Regions from separate parts of the Mus musculus genome. Here region 1 is linked to region 2. A link is a contact called in ENCODE Hi-C or POLR2A ChIA-PET data. All regions are on one chromosome and are shown on one strand. Each heading gives the region's core, a stretch centred on a gene start or an enhancer-like site at or near the end of the contact. The rest is flanking DNA. Distances are from core to core; before and after follow the strand shown.

Region 1 (3,446 bases), core at 674-3,173, 58 kb after region 2:
AGACCTCAAGCAGGGGACACGTGCCTGCCCCTGACCAGTACCCAAAGGACTCCAGATTTGACCGCGGAGATGCTCGCTTGCTCGCTCGTCCATGTTCACTGCTGTTCTACTCTCCATGGCTAGGAAATGGACTTGGATAATGAAAAGGCAGTACACACGCACGCACACACAACACATACATATATGCACACAATACACACACATACACACAGGCATACACACATAAACATACAACACATACATACATACATACATACACACACACACACACAGACATACACACATAAACACACAACACATACATACATGCACACACATACGCATACACACACACACAGAGGCATACACACATAGACACACAACACATACATACATGCACACACACACACAGGCATACACACATAAACACACAACACACACACACACACACAGAGGCATACACACATAAACACACAACACATACATACATGCACACACACACACAGGCATACACACATAAACACACAACACACACACACACACACACAGAGGCATACACACATAAACACACAACACATACATACACGCACCCACAGATTTTATTCAGCTGTTAAAAAAAGAAATTATAATATTTCTAGGAAAATGAAGAAAACTTTAAAATTGTATACTAACTGAGGTAACCCAAGGTCAGAAAGACAAATGTTGCATGTTCTCCTCATATGCAGATCCCAGCTTTGAATTTTTAGTTTTTTGCATTTCATACCTGCAGAAGCCAGAAAACCAGAAGAAAGCCGTGGGGGGGAGGGGGGGATGGCCGAAGAGGGGGAGGGAAGTAGAAAGGTAGAGATGCTTCAGGAGGGAAAGGGTGGGGGATGGGGACGCAAGGGGGTTAGGAGGTTAGCCAGACTGAAGGAGATATGAAAAAAAAAAAAAACCCATAAGGGAACCTAATATCCAATAACCCCATTTAAAATGCAATTTTAATTTCAGCCGGCCGTGTTGGCACACGCCTTTAATCCCAGCACTAGGGAGGCAGAGGCAGGCGGATTTCTGAGTTCGAGGCCAGCCTGGTCTACAAAGTGAGTGCCAGGACAGCCAGGGCTATACAGAGAAACCCTGTCTCGAAAAAAAAAACGAAAAAAAAAAAAAAAAAAGATGTAATTTCAGTGTTGGAGAGATGGCTCAGCAGTTAAGAGAACCTGCTGCTCCTCCACAGGATGTGAGTTCGGATCCTAGCAGCCATGTCAGGCAGCTCACGACTGCCTTAGGAGTTACTGCACTGGAGGGCAAAGGAACAGGGCCAGGCTGAGCGAGCAGGGGCACCGCCTTCTCTTCCAATGTGCGAGACACTTACAGCATCAGCTCATGGCTACCAGAAGAGGCCTTGCTGGGATGAGTTTTTGAGTAGTCAGAAAGAAGTCAGGAAGGACAAAGGCAAGAGGAAGGGAAGGGAGATATAATGATGGGGGTGGGGTGGGGGTGGTACTAAGGTCCCCAACCCAGGGTGTGTACTCAGATGAGAAGTGGTAAAAGAAGAAAGGGAGCCATTACTGCCTTTAAAAAACCATGCATGTGTGTGTGTGTGTGTGTGTGTGTGTGTGTGTGCGCGCGCGCGCGCACACACACATGTAGCAGCTGGAAGACAATCTCGGGTTTCATCATCAGGCCATCTGCCTCCTTGGAGACTGAGCCTTTTCCTGACTAGACAGCCCCAGGGATCCTCCTGTCTCTGCCACTCCAACGATGGGATTACAAGGGCACACCATCACACCCAAAAATCTTTACATAGGTTCTGGGGATTGAACTCAGATCCTGTGCAAGCATTTTACCAACCGAGCCATCTCCGAAGCCCAAGGCCATTTATTTTCAAAGAGAGATGCAGGCAGGCAGGCAGGCAGGCAGGCAGGCAGTTGGGAGCAGGCTTGGGTATTGGGGAAGTAAGCAGGCTAAAGACAGGACGTTCTGGCCAGAAACCAGAAGGCTGGCATTGCTGAGCCCCAGTGTCATGACAAGATCCGGGGTGTGCCTGACTGAAGTGGCAGTCATGTCGTCACAGGTCGGGAATGGTGAAGTGATTCAAGTCTGGTAGTTCAACATAGTCTCTACATGCAAGGAGCTGAAGCAGGGGGATTGGTGTGAGTTTGAGGTCATGGGTGGGATATGCAGGCAATTACAGATCAGGACAGATTGTAAAATGACATCCTGCTTTTAAAAATATATAATAACCAAGAATCTGAAATAAATGATCCTCAGGAATCAGAAAATAAGTGTCTGGTAAGTTCTGTCTTCGGAGGGTTGAAGAAAAGGCCCAAGTAGGGAAAGTGGCTACAACTCAACCGCTCAGGTCAGGAAATGCTGTGGTCTTGCTTGAACAAACGGTCCTTACGCTACAGCCTCCACGAGAGTCAGTACAACTATCCAAACACAGATTCGCGGGGCCAACAGTGGCTGTGCTCTGGGGCTAAGGAGCTACATTCTAAATTCAGCTGCTCTGGGGTCCAGAAATCATGTCGTTAATGACTCTGAAGATGGTGGTTCACGGCGCTGAGAAGCCGTGCTCACAGAGAGGAAGAACAATGAGTTGGCAGAAATTCTGGTCAGCTCTATATCGCGCTGAGGAATAAGGAGCTCAATTTACAAGTCCCCTCTGGGAAAGAAAACACTAACAAAATGCGTTTTAGAAAGACAAGGCAGTTTTAATGAAAAGGGGTGCCACGCCCTGAAGAGACCCAGGGGTCTCCCCCTCCCCCCCAGGGAAAGTCATTGTGCAGAAAGATAAAACTGTTCTGTACCCATTACCCAGCCGCACCCTCCTGCACTCCTAGGAGACTGCTCTGCTGAGCAGATAAGTAGTGTGGTCTCTAACAACCACACAAAAGACCTGCACAGAGCCAGGTGGGGGCACTGCCTGCTGTAAAGGTCTGCCTGAGTCACCCCTGACAGGAACCAGCTTCTCCTAGCCCTGGAGTTTTCTTCACTATCTGTGATTGGGCTCCCCTAGTCTCTGGGCAAAAGAAAGAAAGAATAAATATTAACTAAAGGTGCAGCTGTGGCAGGGTGCCCAGGCACTCCCCTCCCTTCAGCCTCCTTGCCCCCTGACCCAGAGGCTGGAACCAACCGCTGGGCTCTCAGGTTCATGATCTGCTTGGCTGCTCCTGCAGAAAGAGGGGAGAGGCGAGCATTTCTCTGCATAGCCCTGGATGGCAACCAGCCATTCATTGGCGGGAGGGGCCTTTACAGGTGGCTAAAGTGATGTATAGTCACTGCTGGGGCCTCCTGGACTCAAGTAGCTGACCCATATGATCTCCAAGTCAGCCAAAGCCAAGGCCCACATTCCTTCCATGTGTTACACTTCACCAGTTGTTACATTGTGTTATATTGTGTTACATTATGTTACATTAACCAGTAGCCAGCTAAGCAGATTGTATTCGTCACTGGGTGGTAGGGTGGGATAATTAGAGACCCAG
Region 2 (3,985 bases), core at 1,278-3,777:
TTGTTTCTAGTAGTTTGAGGTGCTAGAAAAGCAAACATCACAAAGCAACAACTGCTACACACACACACACACACACACAGCTACTTAGCTCCAAATACCACAGTGATCCTCCCCTCAGGTTTTACCCTGCTTTTTCACGGAGAGCAAAATCTACCTGATGACTGACAATCCCCGCCTACATAAATCCTTTTGAAAACAACACAGGAGAAAGACACAAAATAATGGTTCTAACTCTAAAAACCGAAAGCTACTACAGCTGAGGCTTTTCAAGAGACAAGGGGCCAACTGGATGAAGCCCTGCTCAGAGCTGTAACAGCTGATGTGCCTAAAATACCTCAGCTAACACAGGCAGCAAGGGGATGAGGAAGATTGCTCTTCCACGTCACACATCTTAAGAAATAGGTCCAGAACAACGTAATTTTTAAAAAGCAGTTTCAATTTTGATAGAAAACAGATGTTAGCTGGCTTTAGATGCAGCTGAAGTAGCAGGGAAGACACTAACATAAAAGAAATGTCGCAAAGCAAAGCTCTTTTCTTGGTCAGGGGAGGAAAAAAAGGCTGCACCTGCATAGCCACGGAAATCTTTCAAAGTAGACACATTTTGAAAAGACAGCAAGAGCAGGGTACCCTTGCTAATGCTGGGAATAACATATTTCAGGAATAAGAAAATCTATTTTTGCCAAAATAACCATGGCTAAATATCCATCAAGTCACATGTCTCACTCCTCTCTGAGTTGACTAATCACATTATCTACTCCATCAACACATTTACCGATGTGTGCTAGAATACACATCTCATTTTGTGACAAATATCACAGAATATCCTTTGGGAATAGTCAGAGCTACAAAACTTTGTATGTCCTTAAGATTAGAAAATAAGATCTGGCAAGTGGGTAAAAGTTCTTGCTGCCAAGCATGGAGACTTGAGTTCAGTCTTAGGACCATCAAAGAAGAGAACTCACTCGCTCAGTTGTCCTTTGACCTCTCCAAGTGCCTGCGGTGGCATGAGTTCCCACATACAAACATTTGCACGCAAACATGAACACACAATATATTAATAAAACATTTTAATTAGGAAAAATACATTTGAGAAACTTGCATCAAATATCCTTTCCTTTTCATTCAAAGCAAGTACTCTAAATCGTAGAATCACCTCCTAAACTTAAGAGAGCATCACTCCTATGCCCTCACTTCTGTGGTGATCTTTATGTGAAAACCTCACCTATAGTCTCAGCTTTCCTTTTCTTTCCCTAACATAAACTATGAACATAGAAGGAGGTATACAGAAATGAAATCTAATTTGCTGTGTAAGCTAAGCTGTAATAAGCAAAGGAACAACTGTTACAGAGAACTAAGCCAAACACAGTTCCTGCATGTATGTGCTAAGCTTTACAAATACACAAATACCCAAGGCTGAACGAGAAACCTTTGGCACAGGAGAAAATGTAACCCTGACCTCACATATCTCAGGACAGACTTCAACAGACACTTATCTCTCAGCTTGAGACTAATGGCCATTCCCCACCGAGTTTACAAATTAAATGAAGTGTAAGATATTGTGTCAACTACAAGATATTAACGGAAAAGCAAGCTCACTGACCCACATATTTCAAAACAAATAAATTTACATACTTGGGAAAAATCAAATTTCTCTACAAATACCAGGACCTTTCTGCAGATCTGCCCGTGCCAGCTTACTATGGTCTTACTAAACTATTAACTAGCAGAATAATTTCACCTATGTTCAAGAGCATAAACATATCTGTAAAAATTAAAAGCATGCTTTAAAACATGTAATTATCACCCAAAATGTTATGGCTAAACTAGGCATCCAATTATAAATCAGAATCATAAATCCAACTATCATCCAGAATTCCCACAGATAAGAGCTGTGAGCTGACACTCACAATTTCTAGGAGATACATACACAGGAACATTGTAAAACTAAACACAGACTCCAGTAAAAACACCTTTAGCAATATTTACTATCAAATCCCACAGCAGTAAGGCAAAATTCCATTCAGGTACAGATATTAGCTGCAAGAAATAAAACCATTACTACAATGTGCTTTAAGAATAGGGATCTAAGAGTCTAAGATTTAACATAAACATGCAACTTATTATATTTGAAATTCTGTAAACAGCAAACCTCTGGTTTGGATCTGACTATAATTCAAAGCAAAATTACCTCATCTGTCACTGGTTTCCGTTTGGCAAACTGAAACTATCTGGGTAAAGTAGTTTCTGAAGTCACATAACAAGATTCTTCTTAAAATCCCTAAAACAATTTTTGAGTGTGTGTGATGTTAACCTAATTTCTAAAAGACTGTTTAGCCCGAGCCAGGCCCCCTCACACCATGTATCTTCTGAGACAGTGTGGGAGAAAACACCTCTGTGTCTAATTTAACTTGTCATTGGATATCACTGTTGCTCCACACAAATCCATTTGGAATAGAATTTCTCTGGCAATGGTGAACTGCATCTGTAACTCCTCCCTTTGCTTAGGAGTCACAGTTTCCTGGCCAAGTGCCCAACAACAGTTACTGCAACAACAAGTGAGAGGACTGTAAAATGCTCTTGGTCGTCTATTTTCACTGTAAGCAGCTGCGGTGGTGCATTCAAGCTGCTAGCAGGAAACTACTCCAAATGCATCTGAGTACGTAAACTCAAATTATGAACTATAATAAATTAGTGTCATGTCTGCAAATGTCACTTAGGTCGAGGCAAGATAACTGCCTGGGGGCTGGCTCGATGGCTCAGTGGTTAAGAGCACCAACTGCTCTTCCAAAGGTCCTGAGTTCAAATCCCAGCAACCACATGGTGGCTCACAACCATCCGTAATGAGATCTGATGCCCTCTTCTGATGCATCTGAAGACAGCTACAGTGTACTTAGATATAATAATAAATAAATCTTTAAAAAATAAAAAGGTTAACTGTCAGGGCTACAGAATGAGACAAAAACAGGAAAAAAATCATGCTCTAATGTAGATTGATTATTTGTTTGTTTGTTTTTCAAGACATGGTTCTCTGTTTGGCCCTGGCTGTACAGGAACTCACTTTGTGGACCAGGCTGGCCTCAAACTTAGAGATCCTCCTGTCTCTGCCACCCGAGTGCTGGATTCAAAGATGTGAGCTAGCAGCACCGCCAGGGCATAAATGCAGACTTTTTGATATAAACAACCTAGCTGCTTTTCCCCCCAATCTGTTCCTGTTCCTGCCTCTGCATTTTTCCCCACTCAAGCTTAAAGCCGCATCCAATTATCTATGTGCCTTCCTTCACACTTCCAAATGTCTTTAGAATCCATGTCTTTCACCCCATTAACTTCGCAAGGTCATAATTCTCCAGAAAACACTTCCCACTGGTCTGTCCTCATCCGGATGCTGACTGCTCTGAGGCAGGGCTGCTGGAAACGTGATACCCAGACTAATGCTCTCACCACGAACATTTCACTAATCCAGGACACCACCCAGAGACTTCTATTACTTAGAAACTTTTATAGCAATTTGATAGAGAAATAATTTGCTAATATAATAATAAAAAGTCCTATAATCTCAGCACTTTTGAACAAGGGAGGTTAGCCTGAGCTACAAGTGAGAACCTATCTCAAAAAAGGAACAAAATGTTTTCTGTCTCTATGTAATTTGTTTTTACTATAGTTTAGAAATATTATCAATTGAAAATAAATGGGAAATGTTAAAAGCTAGTTACTGTCTTCCTAAATTATCTTTAGTGAGTGCTCAAAACTACTTAACTAATAAATTAGGAGCTCTTGAATCTTCAAGGAGTTGAAAGCCTTTTATTATTTTGCTAAAATATTAAGTATGTATCATCCATACCATGTAGCCTTTCCTGTTATTACCTATTGTTTGCTGGTTATTGCTTTATTAACCAAGCTGTTTACATGCTTGAGGCTTTGTTTATGCTGCTAACTATACACTGTCCACTACTGTTATAGTCAAGTTTCTCTGACACATGGCTCAACA

Evidence for each region. A loop is a pair of places that touch in the nucleus more often than their neighbours do. ChIA-PET counts read pairs that join two places held with the same protein, here RNA polymerase II (POLR2A).
Region 1: POLR2A ChIA-PET joins it to region 2 with 12 read pairs in Patski. The contact joins two enhancer-like sites. A Hi-C loop is called at or near these places in 3 of 37 maps with a recorded cell type or tissue (T-helper 17 cell, gastrocnemius and heart). POLR2A ChIA-PET finds 5 or more read pairs at or near these places in 3 of 5 experiments (Patski and embryonic stem cell).

Annotation. Positions count from the first base shown.
Region 1 is chr19:46,985,873-46,989,318 of GRCm38, forward strand. It overlaps a transcript of Nt5c2 not described here. Among named protein-coding and RNA genes, the nearest start is that of Nt5c2, 25 kb to the left of the region's middle. Within about 2 kb of position 1,924, at least 1 of the 3 ENCODE cell types and tissues checked has a DNase peak (open chromatin) inside an H3K27ac peak, as active enhancers do.
Region 2 is chr19:46,926,848-46,930,832 of GRCm38, forward strand. All of the region lies in intron 2 of Nt5c2 (5'-nucleotidase, cytosolic II), which reads right to left. Among named protein-coding and RNA genes, the nearest start is that of Nt5c2, 33 kb to the right of the region's middle. Within about 2 kb of position 2,528, at least 1 of the 3 ENCODE cell types and tissues checked has a DNase peak (open chromatin) inside an H3K27ac peak, as active enhancers do.